Regions from separate parts of the Homo sapiens genome. Here region 1 is linked to region 2. Evidence: chromatin loops called from intact Hi-C (ENCODE). Cell type or tissue: lower lobe of right lung. All regions are shown on one strand. Links, peaks and the distances in the headings refer to the core of each region. The heading gives the core; the rest is flanking DNA. Region 1 holds the start of LOC105373424 (a long non-coding RNA gene). Region 2 overlaps HPCAL1 (hippocalcin like 1).

Region 1 (8,910 bases), core at 590-8,589, 110 kb before region 2:
GAATGTTTCTGGTTGGAGGGCGCTTTATCTCAGGGTTGGAATGTTTCTGATTGGAGGTGTCATTTGTGGTTTATGGTCATGCTGACAGCCATTAGGCTGATTTTTTGGGGGCTGGATTTAGGCGGTTTTTAATCAAGGGGAACTTAAAATGCTGCTGTTTGTCCAAAATGTTGATGCTCCTGCTTTGTCAATCCAGACCCTATAGTTATAAAAGGATGAGGGGCGACGTGCTCTTTCTGGCTACTTCCTGCTGAGAGAGGGTTGTCGTTATGGGACACTGAACATGGTGCTGGAGTGGAAGAGGTCGATTTGTTCTGGGTAGCACACTCTGCCTCAGAGGCCCAGAGGCAGCGCCCACTGAAACATCTAATTTTCAGCTCACAGGGCTTCAAGAAAGCACAGCTTAGGTTTTAGTGATCTCCAGCTAGAAAAAAAAAAGGGGGGGGGGAAGGAAAAGAAAAAGGAAAAATTGAAAACATTATTTTGGAGACTTGTAGCCAGAAAAATTAGAATTTAATCCAAACTGTAGAAAACAATAAAAATTGAAAAACCTCAGACAAGACTAGAATTTAACAACAGGTGTGCTACAGTTTTTGAAACACAATTCTCTCTCTCCAGTTTTCCATTTATATTAAAAGACAAATCATGGGGCCAGGTGTGGTGGCTCACACCTGTAATCCCAGCACTTTGGGAGGCCGAGGTGGGCGGATCACAAGGTCAGGAGATCAAGACCATCCTGGCTAACACAGTGAAACCCCGTCTCTACTAAAAATACAAAAATTAGCTGGGTGTGGTGGCGGGCGCCTGAAGTCCCAGCTACTCGGGAGGCTGAGGCGGGAGAATGGCGTGAACCCAGAAGGTGGAGCTTGCAGTGAACTGAGATCGTGCCACTGCACTCCAGTCTGGGTGACAGAGTGAGACTCAGTCTCAAAAAAAAAAAAAAAAAAAAAAAAAAAAAACAAATCATGGTATGACTAGTTTGCTTTGCCAGATTTTTTTTTAGGTAAAGTTTCACTCTTGTTGCCCAGGCTGGAGTGCAATGGTGCAATCTCAGCTCACTGCAACCTCCACCTCCTGAGTTCAAGCGATTCTCCAGCCTTACTTCCTGAGTAGCTGGGATTACAGGCATGTGCCACCATGCCCAGCTAATTTTTGTATTTTTAGTGGAGATGGGGTCTCACCATGTTGGCCAGGCTGATCTCCAACTCCTGACCTCAGGTGATCCACCCATGTCAGCCTCCCAAAGTGCTGGGATTACAGAAGTGAACCACCGCACCCAGCTGTGGCCAGATTATTTGTATAAGGTGCAGCAAGAATAATTATTTTTACATAGGCCTTTTAAGTTGGCTTCAAAAAAACTCTGTTTCATGGAAGGAATTTGAGATAAGACCTTTTTAAAGCCAATCCCAGCCATGGAAGTGCACCATCAAATACCTGTGAGTTGGGTGAATTCTTCCACTCTTGAGGCTCCAAGATAACCTGGGGTTCCTGGCCTGTGAGAAAGTGACATTCCTTTACTTACCTCAGGTCAGAAACCTGCACAGGGACTGCGCGCACAAAATATGAGGCCCACAGGGACCGCGCGCGCAAAATATGAGGCCCACAGGGACCGCGCGCGCAAAATATGAGGCCCACAGGCACCGCGCACACAAAATATGAGGCCCACAGGGACTGCGCGCACAAATTATGAGTCCCACAGGGACCGCGCGCGCAAAATATGAGGCCCACAGGGACCGCGCGCGCAAAATATGAGGCCCACAGGGACCGCGCGCGCAAAATATGAGGCCCACAGGCACCGCGCACACAAAATATGAGGCCCACAGGGACTGCGCGCACAAATTATGAGTCCCACGGGGACCGCGCACACAAAATATGAGGCCCGCCATCTAAGGGCTCTACTGGCTTCACAAGTCAAGTTTGATTCCTTAAAGGAGAGCACACCATTCCAGTCAAAGCCTTGCTAAAACAACCAGTTCTTCCAATTGTGTCCTGCCATAAAAGAAAACAGACTTTTGGTCGGGTGCCATGGCTCACACCTGTAATCCCAGCACTTTGGGAGCCCGAGGCGGGCAGATCACCTGATGTCAGGAGTTCAAGACCAGCCTAGCCAATGTGGCGAAACCCTGTCTGTACTAAAAAACACAAAAGTTAGCTGGGCATGGTGGTGCATGCCTGTAATCCCAGCTACTCGGGAGGCTGAGGCAGGGAGAATTGCTTGAACCTGGGAGGTGGAGGTTGCAGTGAGCCGAGATTGCACCACTGCTCTCCAGCCTGGGGAACAGAGCAAGATTCCATCTCAAAAAAAAAAAAAAGAAAGAAAGAAAGAAAGAAAACAGACTTGTATTGCACCTTTGCAAATAACCATACTGCCATAATTTAAGGATACTCACAGGTAGTTTCCAGACTCGGGAGAAAACCAGGCAGAGAGAAATAAGCATGCCTCAAATTTTGTTCATGGGAGCACACCAAACTGTCAAAAGCTGTTGATAGCTCAAAAGAAAAGCCTCTTTGACTCTGAAAAGCAAACAAAGGACCAACAATATTCCGAGCAAAACATCAAAAAGATCACTCCAGTCTGTTAGTTCAGTTCACGCAGTCAGTTCCTGTCCTGCCTGATATCAATGAACATTCCAGCTCTTCAAGAGTCCTGAACGTCCTTCCTCTATTCTGATGTCACAATCTGCAAAGTTATCAGAAACCTGCATTCAAGAGCACCTGTCAGAACTTTATAGCTGATCATAAAACCACCTTCTAAAGAGGACCAAAACAAGACAACAATTGTTCATGGATGACAAAAAGTTTTAGGGTGGCCGCAGTTAAAGACACAATTGATGAGGAAATCTGTTACCTACGTGGCACACAACAATTTTAACATAACAATTATAATTATTACTGATAATGTACACTAAAACATATCAGGATTGTAGGAGTCTCCCACAACCTTGGAACACATACCAAAAACATATCTACACAAATATAGCCCAAAGAAAGCCAAGCACCATTTCGTATTTGACAATATTTTCTGTATAATTTTTATACCAAATAAGCCAAATTTCACCTTTACATTAGTGTACTATGAATGTTAAACCGAATTAATAAATCCTTATAGACATATTTACTCAATTTTAATATTTGACCACAAGGTAAGATTTTTATAGACTTTTTATAGCCCTTTACAATTTTTGTTAAAGAGCAGGTTAGTGCTCTAAGAGAAACCCACTGTGCTTTTATTTTAATAAAATTTAATTTACAGAAAAACTGGAGGATACCCCTTTTAGCCAATATGTTTACACACAGAACTGCCTCTAAAATCAGCCTTTCACAACTAGCCCAAACCTTCATTTTTATTTTATCCAACTGAAAAAAAAATCCTTTAACCTTTCAAACTTGGCAAAAATCCACATTCTCATGCCTCCCTGCAATCTTTCTACCAAAACTATATTTTACTTTTCCTACATACCTTGCATGTAAGGACAGTGGCTTGGAATGTTGGAACCTTTCCTTGGAATGTTCTGGGTTTCAGCACCAAATGTAAGACTTGAAGAAGGAAGAAAGAAACATGAAAAGCGGCTCAACAGTCAAAGACAGATTTATTTTGGAGAATAAACCTGAGAGGAGCTTCTGGCCGATTTCTCTCAGGGGCACTCTCTCTTATAGACTAAGGGTATTTACGGGTTTAGGGAGGGAGAGCTTATCACAGGTTCAGAATGTTTCTGGTTGGAGGAGAGTTTTATTTTGGGGTGAGAAGGTTTCTGGTCGGCAGGGAAGTTATCTCAGGTTGGCATGTTTCTGGTTGGAGACAGGTTTATCTCAGGGTTGGAATGTGTCTGGTTGGAGGTGTCATTTGTAGTTTATGATCATGCTGACATTAGCCATTAGGCTGCTGTTTTTGGGGTGGATTTAGGTGGTTTTTAATCAAGAGGAACTTAAAATGGCAGTGTTTGTCCAAGATGGTGATGCTCCTGCTCTGTGACTGAGCTCAAGCGATTTGCCTGCCTCGGCCTCCCAAAGTGCTGGGATTACAGGCGAGAGGCACTGTTCCCAGCCGTTGGCCCGTTTTCTAAAGCCACGTCTTCCTCTGCGATCATCCAGAACAACACAGATTCTCCACCTCCTCTTTTTCTAAGCTCTTGCTGCAAATGCTGGAGAAAGAACAGTGAGCGTTCAGGCTGCAGCTTGGCCAAAAGGCCAGCGAGGGAGAAGTAATTACCTCGGCAATGACAGGTGTTCCATCCTTTCTTCTCCCCTGGAAATATCAGCCATCCATCAGCCAGGGCCAAACACCCACCCACATCTGGCTCGGAAAGCAGTAATGTACCAGGAAGCAGCTGTTTTCGAGAGAAGCCAGCCCTCTGTCAGTTTACTAGCTTATTCTCTCACTCATTCAACATTCCTGTGTTTATCATACCATCCCAGGGGTGGTGTGGCTTAAGGATGGGTCTCGGGCTGGCCTGGCTGCTCCTGTTTCCCGACTGCCACCCACTAGCTGTGTGACCTCAAGCAAGCTGCTTAACCTCCCATGCCTTGGTTTCCTCAACCATTAAGTGGGAGGTAACAATAGTGGCACCTACGCATAGATTGTTCTTGGGGGGTAAATGAATTAATACATGTGAGGGTTGGCCAGGCACAGTGGCTCACGCCTGTAATCCCAGCACTTTGGGAAGCTGAGGCGGACAGATCACAAGGTCAGGAGTTCGAGCCCAGCCTGGCCAATAAGGTGAAACCCCATCTCTCTACTAAAAATACAAAACTTAGCCAGGCGTGGTGGTGCAAGCCTGTAATTGCAGCTACTCGGGAGGCTGAGGCAGAAGAATAACTTGAACCCGGGAGGCGGAGGTTGCAGTGAGCAGAGATTGTGCCATCGCACTCCAGCCTGGGTGACAGAGTGAGACTCTGTCTCACAAAAATAAATACATACATACATACATACATACATGTGACGGTCTCCCAGACATGCACTCCGGCTCCACCTTGACCAAGGGGATGGGGCTCACGGTTAAGTCAAACTCTCAGGCTCTTTCTCCAGAGAATTTGAACTCTGAGCCTTGGGCTGATGACACAAAGACTCAAATGGTGGCTGCGCCTTTCTCCCCCAAGTGCACCCCCAGAGACTGCTGGTGCTTCCTGCTAGCTGGATCCCCAGAGCTGCTTGGTCCCTGTTCTAGGTGAGGCCATTCAGCAGTCCTTGTGATTTTCTGAGCATACTTTAGCCTTCTAGCACACTCCTCTCTTCCCCTAAAATTAGCCAAGAGTGGGTTTCTGTTGCTTGCATCCCAACTACCATCATTGGGACAGAGCCCCTGTGCTTGAGACAAGCAGAAGATAGACTTCTTTCACCTGGGGCCTGGCTTCGTCCAACAGCAGAGCCCAACCTCCAGGGCAGACTGACCCGTGATGGGCATGGGAGCCCAGAAAAAGGCCCCATCCAGCCTGTGGGATCAGAGGAGCCTTCTTGGAGGAGGTGATGCTGGGCGAGTGTTAAAGGATACCTAGGCATCAGCTAGGTGAAGAGAGCAGGGAAGGAGACTCCAGGGAGAGGAATGTGTGAGAAAATGGGGAGGAGAGGGAGGAACGGTTGGTGGGCAGCTGCCACTCTGTCCACTGGCAGAGAAGCAGCCAAGTCTCTGATGGAGCCCACCGGAGCAGCCTACCTGGCTTCTGTGGTCACTGGCTGTGACCCCGCCAGCCCTGCTCAGCGCTGTGCCCAGCCCTGGGTGCAGGGAGGTGCGGTTTGCTCTCAGAGGAGCAGCTAGCTGGGAGCATCCGAGGCCATTAGGGACAGGACGCTAATGCATCGGCGCCCCATTGATTCTGCCTGGCTTTTGTGAACACGTCTGCGCTGACTAATTTGTTTAATTACTCATTGCCGCATCTGTTCTCAATTGCCCTATGCAGATACTTAGTCTGTGGCTGGGAGCCAAGCCTCAGGGTCCCTTTTCCTCTTCCAAGATGGGTGGCACTGAACGCCGAGGCCACGGCCCGTCCTGATGTGGTCAGAGATGTCGTCATGTGCCACTAACAGGCGTCGCCAAGACCAGCCAGGTGCAGACCTTGGGTGGGTCCTATGGGGTCCTACAGGAAGCATAGGCATGGTCCCTGGTGGTCCCCAGGAGCACGGCTCTAACACAGCCGAGGCATAGTGTGAGCAAAGTCAGACGCAGTGGTTACAAGCAACCCCACGTGGTCTGCTTCGAATCCAGCAAACTTTTGTTTTCAGTGCCCAGCTCCCTAAGCCTTCTTTGTCCTTACCGTCTCTTCAGAATCTGTCTGCTTCACCCTGAATCTTGTCTATTGTCCTGGCTAGTTCAGCTGGAGGCCAGGGGTCGGAGACTTAGAGAAATGAGGAGGGGGCGTGGAGCAGGGGCTGAGGCCTGAGCGGTGAGTGGGGCTCGGTATTGACGATCAGCGAACAGTCTCCTGGGGAGTCAGCTTGAATGGGGCCTGTGATATCTGCGGCCAGTGCCCTCGGTATGTCCCACTCAGCATCCTCCCCAGGTCAGAACACATTTTGGGGCAGAACCGAGTTTTCTCTTCACTTTCAGACTCAAGTCCAGCTTATTGGGGCTTATGAAGACTTCCACCTCATACAGGATGAATGATTCTCTTCTCCATTCCCTCTGCTGCTCGTGGACACTCGGAGGTGGGGGAAGGCTCTGTTCTTTTACTTTTCTGGTTCTAGTTTCTCAGGGAATGAGGCAGGAGGAGAGACATGGAAAGGGAGAGAGATACCTTCCGTTTCAAGGAATATGCAGTTTGGATGTCTGAAAAAGATTTATGGCAGAGATGCTGGATGGAAAACAAACACACAGTTTGAGAGGGTCCTTTTTATTTTTATTTTATTTTATTTATTTATTTTTTTGAGATGGAGTCTTGCTGTGTCACCCAGGCTGGAGTGCAATGGTGCAATCTCCGCTCACTGCAACCTCTGCCTCCTGGTTTCAAGTGATTCTCCTGCCTCAGCCTCTGGAGTAGCTGGGACTACAGGCACCTGCCACCACCCCTGGATAATTTTTGTATTTTTAGTGGAGACGAGGTTTTCACCACGTTGACCAGGCTGGTCTCGAACTCCTGACCTCATATGATCCTCCCGCCTTGGCTTCCCAAAGTTCTGGGATTACAGGCATGAGCCACTGCGCCTGGCCAAGAGGGTGTCTGGGAGGCCGAAGCGGGAGGATCATGAGGTCAGGAGATCGAGACCATCCTGGCTAACATGGTGAAACCCTGTCTGTACTAAAAATACAAAAAATTAGCCAGGCATGGTGGTGGGCACCTGTAGTTCCAGCTACTCAGGAGGCTGAGGCAGGAGAATGGCGTGAATCTGGGAGGCGGAGCTTGCAGTGAGCTGAGATCGCACCACTGTACTCCAGCCTGGGCAACAGAGCAAGACTCCGTCTCAAAAAAAAAAAAAAAAAGTTAAACACATGTCTAACCTATGACCCAGAAATTTCAGTTCTGGGTATTTATGCACAAGAAATGAAAAGGTATCTATCTGCATAAAAAGACTTGAATAAGATTTTTCATAATAGTTGTATTCACCATAACTAAAAATATAAGCCACCTAAACATCTATTATGTGAAAGAGTACCCATGGAATGTATAGCTTGGATACTACTCAGCAATAAGAGAAGTATGAACAAGAGGTAGAATGCAGTTCAGAGACAAACACATGAAAAACACAAAAGAGAGGCAAAAAAAGGTGGCAGTGGAAGGAGGAATTCTGACACATGCTTAACCGGAGTTCCAGAAGAAGATAAGACAGTGAAGGGGACATGTGATAGTCAAAGGCAGGCCCCAATCCTCAGATCAGGAACCATAACAATTCTCAGAGAGAATAAATGAACAGAAATCCATATTTAGATCCATCAGAGTGAAACTGCAGAACACCAAAGACCACAAGAAGATTTTAAAAGCAGCAAGTACAAGAGAGATTACCCTCAGAACACCAACAACAGATTGACAGTTGACTTCACAACAGCAATAATGGAAGACACAGAGCTGGATACACAAAGGAAATTGACTACAATCTAGAATCCAAAAGATTCTTGAAGGATGAGGGCAAAATAAAGCCATTTTCGGATACACAAAAGCTGAGAGCAGCTATTGCAAAGAGACTCTCACTAAAGGGCCTCCACACCAATGCACTTCAGGAAGAAGGAAAGAGGTTTCGGACGGAAGGTCTGTGTGCAGAGGGAATGGCTGTCTCAGAGGCGACTCAAACTCAGTATGTCCAGAAAGGACTCACAATCTGCTCTCCCAGCCCAGCGCCTCCTGGGACTTTGGCCTCTGTGGATGATGACCACAGTCACTTGGGCCAGAAACATAGACATCATCTTGATACCCCTTCTCCCTCACCTCCCCCATATCCAGTCACCTCCAGTCCTGTCATCTTTGCCTCCTAATCTCTTTCATCTCTGCCCTTTTCTCTCCATCTCCATGGCCACCCAGCTGCCACTGCATTTTGCTCACCACCTGCAATTGGCCTTCCAGCCCCTGAACCCCTCTGATCTGCTCAGCCCGCTCTCCACACCGAACCCGAGGCTCTCTCTTTGAATGGCAATCTGATAGTCTCCCCCCTGTTTAAAACATGAAATGGTATCCTACTACCCTGGGGATAAAAACAAGACAAAAACGTTTAAGAGGTTAGAGAGGTCTTCATGATTCAGTCCCCACCCACCTCTCAGACTCACCTCCCGCCCCAGCCTCTCTGGACTCTTTTGGCCCCTCATGGGTGCCATCATTTTGCCCACATAGGCTCTTGTCTGTGCTGTTTTCACTATAGAGTGGGTCCTTCCCTTCTTTCTTTGTCTAATTCATGACACTCATCGTTTAGTGCATTTGGCACTTCCTCCAGGAAGCCTGCCTTGACCTCCCTGACTATATCAGCTCTCCCCCATTAAATGTTCCCCTCGT
Region 2 (8,910 bases), core at 412-8,411:
TATGGAGGGGAGCTCCTACCCCAGTATAGGGGGCTCCCTGGAGAAGCACCCTCTAAGCTGATACCTGGGAGAGTTGGGGGTGCAGGGGAGGGGTTGGAGTTGGGGCTGGATTGTTCGATGCCTTTCTTCTGTCTCACCCAGACTTCCTTATCTGCTAAACTCCTACTCATTTTTGTTTTAATTAATACCAAGATAGAATTTATCTCTCATAAAGCATGCCCATTCTAAGTGTACAGTTTAATGATTTTCAGTAAATTAATAGAGTTCATAGCCATTACCACAATCCAGTTTTGGAACATATCCATCACCCCAGAAAGATCCCTCTTTTGTACAAACTCCCTGTCCCCGTCCTCAAGCCGCCAGTCCCCCACAGATTTGCTTTCTGTCTCTAGATTTGCCTTTTCTTTCTATGTTTCTTAGTGTGTTTTCATAGGTTCGGCCCAAGAGCTGTTTCATTTGGGCCTTCCTAGAGTCTTCTAGTTAGAATCAATTTATCCCCCAGCACCGACGAAGTGAGCTGGGTGCTTGGCCATCCCGCTGCTAGATGGCGAGCTCTCTTACCTGCCTCTCCTGCCTGCACCTGGCTCAGCACTGGCACCTACAGAATACCCAAGGTGTGTTGGCTGGACCAGCTGAAGTTGTGTTCCTCACATTTCTTTTGTATAACTCCTGAGTATCTAGCAGAGTGTGGGGATTTAAAATACAGCGCATGTATTGATGTGTCAGGTGATGTGAGCCCTGCTACATACATACCTTAACTTGTTTCATCAAGAACTTGTGAGGCAAATGGCAAATCAAAAACAAAAACAAACAAAACAAAACAAAACAAATCTATTTTCTAAGCCAGGCACAGTGGCTCTTGTCTGTAGTTCCAGCTACTAGGGGGTGCTGAGGTGGGAGGATTGCTTGAAATCAGGGATTTGAGCCTGGGCAATATTGTGAGACCCTGCTTCTTAACAAACTTTTTTTTTTTGAGATAGGGTCTTGCTCTGTTGCCCAGGCTGGAGTGCAGTGATGTGATCCCAGCTCACTGCAGCCTTGAACTCCTGGGCCCAAGCAATCCCCCTGCCATAGTCTCCTGAGTAGCTAGGACTACAGGTACACACCACCATGCCTGCTGATTTTTAAATTTTTTGTGGAGACGAGGTCTTGCTATGTTGCCCAGACTGGTCTTGAGCTCCCGGGCTCAAATAATCCTCCAGCCTTGGCCTCTCAAAGTGCTGGAATTATAAGTGTGAACTACTGTGCCTCAGCCCAAGCCATTTTTCTAAATGAAAAAACTGAGGAGGCCCAGAGCAAATAAGTAGCCCAAGGGCATCAGCAGAAAGTAGAAGGATCAAGAATTAAACGAGGTCACTTTCTCTTCCGCCCTTGTTTTGGTAGTAATGATATGCCCTTTTATGGCCTTGCCTGGGCTGGTGTTCAGATTTTCCTGTACGAGTCTTGTCATCCCTTCCTAAGCCATGGAAGCTCCTTCTAGGGCATGAGTGCTGTGTGACACATGTTCACACAGTGTTGCCCCAGTACCTACCTAGTCCACAACTGAACAGGTAGAGATGGTTCAAGCAATGTGTGTGTGTAGAGAGGTCTCCTGGTAAATAGAAGGGGCTGGGGGAGGGCGTTGAATGCAGTGGTGCTGTGGCCTTGGGTGGCTTGGTGCATTTCTGATGCATTTCTCACCTTGGATCATTTTCACTCTTTGAGGAAGAGAGCAGAGGATGAGATGCCATTTGACAGATGCACAAACCAAGACACAGAAATTGTATACCCATTGTACGCCAGGTAGATCACAAATGACCGTTCTCTCCCATGGTTGTAGAGAACTCTCATGGTGGACAGAAACCATGAAAGAAATCATGGTGGAAAGAACCAAGACATTCTTGAATCGGAGTATTAGAACCTCATTTGCAAAATACCTTGGAAAGATCAGGGACACTGGGGTTTGAATTGTAGTCTTTGCTCTGTTGTTTATTGGCTGGTGATGGTCTCTGAATCTGTTTGCTCAGGTGCAGAAAGGGGTTTTAGGCTGAGCTCAGATATTGACAGGAACTACAATTCAAACCCAGGTCTGCAGATGTGGCAGACTGGGTTTGAACTGTAGTCTTTGCTCTGTTTACTGGCTGGTGATGTTCTCTGAGTCTGTTTGGTCATGTGCAGAAAGGGGTTCTAGGCGCAGCTCAGACGTAGATGGGGACGCAGATGTGAGTACCTAGGTGAGTCTGGCTGGTCACGTGTGGAATAAGTGGTGGTGGCTGCCATTACTCTTTAAGCATTCTTGGATCTAGTGCCTCCTCTGCCACTGAGTACAGAATTCCTTTTCAAATTCGGGCTTATGAGGCATGTTTTGATCCAGGCTGTCGTAGCAAGGGATTTGATGCTGGAGTCTGTGACTGCTGTGCGTGTGGAGGCTTCCGGAAGGCAGCCAGTGCTGGTTACTGCTTGGAGTTTGGGGAGCTGCCATTTTGGATTGTCCTAGCCTCATGCCTTCTGAGAAGCATCTGTCAGGGTCCCTGATGCACCTACAGAGACCCTGAGCTTGGTGGTGGGGGTTGCACAGAGAGAGCTGCAGGTTGTTCCTCAGGCATAACGAGGCCCGGAGCTGGTGGTCCCCTCCCTCTGTGAGTGTGTGCAGAGCATGGATCGGGTCTGGGAGTGTTCGTGCTGGCAGGCCGGAGGAGGACTGCTGGGCACACTTGCAGAATTGCGGTTCTGTACAGCAGTGTGTATCGACTGCAGCGCTCTTTTTCTCTAGCAGCAAAATGCTCAGCTCTCTGCCTTCTTTCTGTGCATTTAACAGACGTTTCCAGAAAGCAGAATTGATGACAGCCCCAACTCCTCCCTTTCACTCCCATCTTTTCTATTTGCTGCCCTGTAATCAATTTTTGGAGAGAAGTGAGAACCTCTCGAAATCGATCACCTATGTTGAAAAAAAATCATTTTTAACATCATGCAGTTTTCCGTATTTACTGTGTGTGGCTGGAGACACTCCTGGCAGAATGAGTGTGGGATGTAGGAGGTCCAGAAAAGCCCCCAGCTTCAGGGGCTGAGATAGGGCCATGGGTGGCAGAACTGGTTGTCCCCCCGCCCCCCAATCCCTCAGCAGTGGTTGAGGTGTGCTTTATTAGAAACTCTTCAGTCATGCAGTTTGGAGCCCGTGCTGGTGATGCAGCCTGGATGCCTGGCAGGGGCTTAGCCTCCAGGGGTGGGACATGAGATGTGGCTGCCGTGGCTTCTCTGTGTCTTTCTTCCCAGCGAGTAAAGGTAGACGCAGGGCTCTGGCAGGTGCTAAGGCCCTGCTTGCCTTCATGCTGGAATGCTGGCAGGTACAATTTATTCTTATTTCTTAGGAGGTGCTTTCCCCTCTTCTTTCTGAAGACATCCAGGGATAAAGAATTGCTGCTTTTATGAGCACATGTTCTTGGTGATATGCTGTTACCTTATCTAAAAACAATACGGCCTGGCTGATTATTCTCAGAGCTCATTGTAAGGTGAAAGGTTATGCATTTGAGAATTATTTTCACAGTGTGGATGGGAGTGGGGGGAGAAGATGTAGAGCACAGGTAAGGAATTCCAGGTTTTGGGGCCAGGGATCGCCAAGCAGTGTAAAGGGCTCACTGTGGCCTGTAGCTCCTTCCCCCTGTGGTTTGTGCTGGGCCAGTTGCTGGCTCCCCAAAACCATTATCACCATTATCATTATCACTATCATATCCATCACCTCACCATCATTATCACTGACATCATCACTTTTCTCCATCACCATCATCATCATCATCACTATCATCCCCATCCCCATCATCATCATTACCATCATCATTGCTGTCGCTATCATCATCATCATTCCATTCATCACCATTCATCATCACTGTCATCATCACCATCATCATCACTGTCATCACCATCACCACCACCATCATCACCATCGCCATCATCACTGTTATCGTCACCATTCATCATCACTGTCATCATCATCGTCATCACTATCATCCCCACCATCACCACCATCATTATCACCATTCTCCATCACCATCATCACTATCATCCTCACCATCATCACCATTCTCCATCACCATCATCATCATCACTATCATCCCCACCATCATCACCATCACCATCATCATCACTGTCATCATCAACATCCATCATCACTGTCATCACCATCATCATCACTATCATTACCATCACCATCACCACCATTATCACTGTCATCATCACCTTTCTCCATCACCATCATCATCATCATCATATCATCATCATCATCATCATATCATCCTCATCCCCATCATCATCACCATCACCACCGTCATTGCTGTCATCATCACCATTCACCATCAATGTCGTCATCACCATCATCATCACTATCATCATTATCACCATCATCACCATCACCATCATCATTACTGTCATCATCACCATTCACCGTCACTATCATCACTGTCATTATCACCATCATCATCACCACCACCATCACCATCATCACTGTCATCCCCATCCTCATCATCATCACCATCACTGTCATCATCATCACCATCACCACCATTGCCATCACCATCACCATCATTATCACTGTCATCATCACCTTTCTCCATCACCATCATCATCATCATCATCACTATCATCCCCATCCCCATCATCATCACCATCACCACCATCATTGCTGTCATCACCATTCACCATCACTGTCATCATCACCATCATCGTCATTATCATCATTGTCACCATCGTCACCATCACCGTCATCATCACCATTCATCATCACTGTCATCACTGTCATTATCACCATCATCATCACCACCACCACCATCACCATCACTATCATCGTCATCATCATCACTGTCACCACCATCACCATCACTGTCACCAACATCATGGTGCTTCTCAACCTTTGGGCTGCTTTGGGTCGTGCTTGACATGGCACATTCCTGGTGAGTTAGCTGTTCTTTGGGGGTTTTCTACTGTTGGTGTGGTGATTAGGGTAGTCAGGACAGGATGAGTATAGGCATAGAGAACCCAAGTGGATGATGGTGGAGTGTGATTCTTCTGAAAGGGTCTTCATGAGAACCACTGATCTAGAAGATTCTGGGAGAATCTCACGTATTCTTTCAGGCCCAGGAGTAAGCCAGTGTTACCTGCTCTGTGGAGCTCTCCTTTGTCCCTCCAGGGAGGACAAATTCTGGCTGGAGCCTGACCTTACTGCTTGTCCATCTCTCCCAGGGTGGTAGGCCACTTTAGGTAGGACCCTGTGGATTTCTCCTTGGTGACCCCCGCATTCTGGGCACAGAGCCTGGAACACAATGTCTGCCCAGATGTGTGACTGAACCACCCCCCAATTCCTTAACTGTAGGATGGCGGCTGCCTTCATTAGAATCTTAACACCTTGCCTGAGGGCTGGCTTTGCAGGTCTGAGTGGCTAGGTCAGGGCACTGCTAGTGTTTTCTATGTTTGTAGTCAATTGGTGAGAGTTTGTTTTACGCATTTGTTAAAACTGTGGGACAGTGGTCTGGAAGCCAACAAGGCTTTAGGGTTGGCAGAGTGACTCCCATCCCATCATTGATGTCTGGCTTTGACTTGGCATGGGAGACATTGCCTCTCCAGATCTCAGTTCTCTCGTTTGACAAATGGGGCTTAGGGTTGAACAGCCTCTAAGTCCTCTGTCAGCTCTGCAATTCAGGAAAGATGTTTAAAAATGCATACTTGCATTGTAGGTACATCCAACATAGAGCAAAGAGAGAATTTTCCTAGCTAAATTGACTGCAAAAAAATGAAACCTCTTGGGCCGGGCGTGGTGGCTCATGCCTGTAATCCCAGCACTTTGGGAGGCTGAGGCGGGCAAATTACGAAGTCAGGAGTTCAAGACCAGCCTGGCCAACATGGTGAAACCCCGTCTCTACTAAAAGTATAAAAATTAGCTGGGCTTGGTGGCGGGCGCCTGTAATCCCAGCTACTCGGGAGGCTGAGGCAGGAGAATTGCTTCAACCCAGGAGGCAGAGGTTGCAATGAGCTGAGAGATCTGAGCCACTACACTCCAGCCTGGGTGACAGAGCAAGACTCCGTCTCAGGGAAAAAAAAAAAAAAAGAATCCTCTTATAATATGCAGGCATCTTAGCAACTGCCATCTTAGCAACTGCCATCTTAAGAGGCAGCATTATGATTCAGAAGAAACTGATAACATTGAGGAATACATTTGTGGAGCACAGATTAGGAGAGATTGGTGCAGGGGTGGGGGGTGGCAGGAAGATATTAAGGTTGGAATTTAGGGAGGTGAGCTCTGTGGGTTGGTTTCATGCATCCAGCTCACCATTCAACCTTTCCTGTTAACTTCCTATATTAAGGAGGCTGAGATTAAGAAGACAGGGACTCGTGGCGTAAGGGCGAGACAGACATAGAGGTGAGTGACTGCAGTGGGATATTCACTGTGGGAGCATTGAAGGTTGGCAGTCAGCTAGATTCTTAGGCTGTAGATCGGGGGCCTTATTTAGAAGCTGTTTACTGTTCCCTTAAGAGGATCCTCTAGCAGGAAAAACCACTGCTAGGGTTGTTGCTTTCCTCATTATAATGATGTCTTTATGTTCGTCTTAGGAGGTGATAGTACTGATTATTTAAGAAACTGGTCAGCCAAACTTCTTAACTAATTGTGAATTAGAGAAAAGTCAGAAGTAGGGAGTATTATAGAGATAAGTAATTGTATTATTTTCAGACAAAAGTATATGTAGTAATGTAAACTACTGACCAGATTTTGTTTCAAATTGTTTTTTTTAAATGAATTGCTAAGAATTATTTGAAATTAGCACATTAGCGGTAATAAGATAGTAGATATTAGATAGATTAGATTAGGATAGTAGGTAGTAGATGTAGGTATAAAGAGACTGAAAATCAGCTGTTTAAACATTTTTCCCAAATGTGGGGCTAGGAAGCAAGATAAAGAATTATGCAGGCCAGGCGCGGTGGCTCACGCCTGTAATCCCAGCACTTTGGGAGGCCGAGGCGGGCGGATCATGAAGTCAGGAGATCGAGACCATCCTGGCCAACACGGTGAAACCCCGTCTCTACTAAAAATACAAAAAAAATTAGCCGGGCGTGGTGGCGGGTGCCTGTAGTCCCAGCTACACGGGAGGCTGAGGCAGGAGAATAGGGTGAACCCAGGAGGTGGAGCTTGCAGTGAGCCGAGATCGCGCCACTGCACTCCAGCCTGGGCAACAGAGCGAGACTCCGTCTCAAAAAAAAAAAAAAGAATTATGCAGACAGTTTCATTTCATTTATGTTTGGACGGGGAAGAAAGTCAGAAAATAGATGGGAAGGAAACATATCTAAATGTTAACGGTGGTTGTATTCCATGGGATCATGGGTCTTTCTTGATTTTTCATGTTTTGCCACATTCTAAATTTTCACCAGTGGGCATTTATTATTTTTGCAATTAGACAGGAAAGAGCCTCCAGGAGGAACTCCAAATACCCATCCTTTATTTACCCTCTTAATTTGCTTACCAAACTTTCTTGTTATGGTTAGACTGGCTGGCATCCATAATTTCCATACTTGTGATTATTTAAATTAATGGAAATTTATCATAATCCCTTATTAAAATTTCTTCGCTGCACTGAAATTCAACACTGAGCAAATCTGTTACCTAGGACATAAAGAAAAACATTCAGTCCACGTGCGGTGGCTCATGCCTGTAATCCCAGCACTTTGGGAGGCTGAGGCAGGCGGATCACTTGAGGTCAGGAGGTCGAGACCAGCCTGGCCAACATGGTGAAACCCCATCTCTACTAAAAATACAAATATTAGCTGGGCATGGTGGCTCACGCCTGTAGTGCCAGCTACTCGGGAGGCTGACACATGAGAATTTCTTGAACCCAGGAGGTGGAGGTTGCACTGACCCGAGATCAGGCCACTGCACTCCAGCCTGGGCAACAGAGTGAGACTTGCTCTCAAAAAAAAACAACATCCAGAGTCTTCCAGGAAATTTACCGTTTCAGTGTGGCATAGTGTAGAGTTTGTTTATTATCTAGAATATGGTTTTTCTTTTTTGTGTTCTTGAACTTGGGCGTTCACTTCGTTTGTTGACCTGGAAGGAGCCATCTCGGCGCCTGCTGTTTGAACCTTGGGTATTTTAATGAAGTGGTTTGATGTCCTGATACCACCAGCCCCTGCTGTTGCTTTTCACGGCCCTGGCTTTTCCAGGAATAATCTCCTTACTGTTTGTCATTCTAATATGTTTCAGCTCCCTTTTTGAAAATAACTTTTTCTGCTCCCCTTCCCTGCCCATTCTTCATGACCCCCAGAGAATGGGCCTGCTGGTCTCTAGCCCCTGTGAATTGGAAGACTCCTGGCGATGATCCTTCTTTTTCTCTCTGTGACTCAGGCGGTTGATGTTGGGTTGACCGTATTTCTTTGCTGGCTGGTAAGCAGGGCCACCTCAGCCCTTGTGAGGGCCATGCCTGACTTTCAATGGCTTCCCTCCAAAGGCTTCTTAGGCCGTTCCTCCCCATCGTTTTTCAGAGGTTTAATCTGTTTGAGTCCAGGATATTGAGTCAGCAGTGGAAAGTTATGAAGATGAGGCCAGCCATCAGAAAAATTGGCTAATATGAAAGATTAATTCCAGGGTGAACAAAGGAGAGGGATGCTGGGGCCGGGCTGCCTCCCCAGGCAAATCACATCACTGTAAAATCCGAGAAACCAGAAGTTGCCTTTGCTACTCACTCAGTGGCTGCTTGCTGTTTCTTGGATTAGATATTGAAAGAATCCCATCTTTATAGTCTACTGTTCATATTTATGGTCTGGAGAAGAAAATGTAATTTTCAGCAAAATTCTATCACGTCTGGTAAATAATTTCAGGATCTTTACCTATGATACCACATTAAAAAAAATTCGTATGGCTTCAGCATTCAGAAATTGTTCTTTTCAAACTCTGGG

What was found. A loop is a pair of places that touch in the nucleus more often than their neighbours do. Peaks named below come from ENCODE experiments on the same cell type or tissue, not always from the same donor. Only the 100,000 strongest peaks of a DNase experiment are listed, where the experiment ranks them.
Region 1: it touches region 2 in a loop (7-fold over the local background); 2 of 110 quality-filtered maps call a loop at or near these places.

Annotation. Positions count from the first base shown.
Region 1 is chr2:10,198,851-10,207,760 of GRCh38, forward strand. It overlaps LOC105373424 (a long non-coding RNA gene), which reads right to left and starts at 2,623. Exons shown (of 3, transcript XR_922789.3): 1 at 2,391-2,623; 2 at 1,435-1,493; 3 at 1-424. It also overlaps a transcript of RRM2 not described here. In lower lobe of right lung, for the core only: no CTCF peak of the experiment used is centred there; no DNase peak of the experiment used is centred there.
Region 2 is chr2:10,308,080-10,316,989 of GRCh38, forward strand. All of the region lies in intron 1 of HPCAL1 (hippocalcin like 1), which reads left to right. Among named protein-coding and RNA genes, the nearest start is that of HPCAL1, 9.6 kb to the left of the region's middle. In lower lobe of right lung, for the core only: no CTCF peak of the experiment used is centred there; no DNase peak of the experiment used is centred there.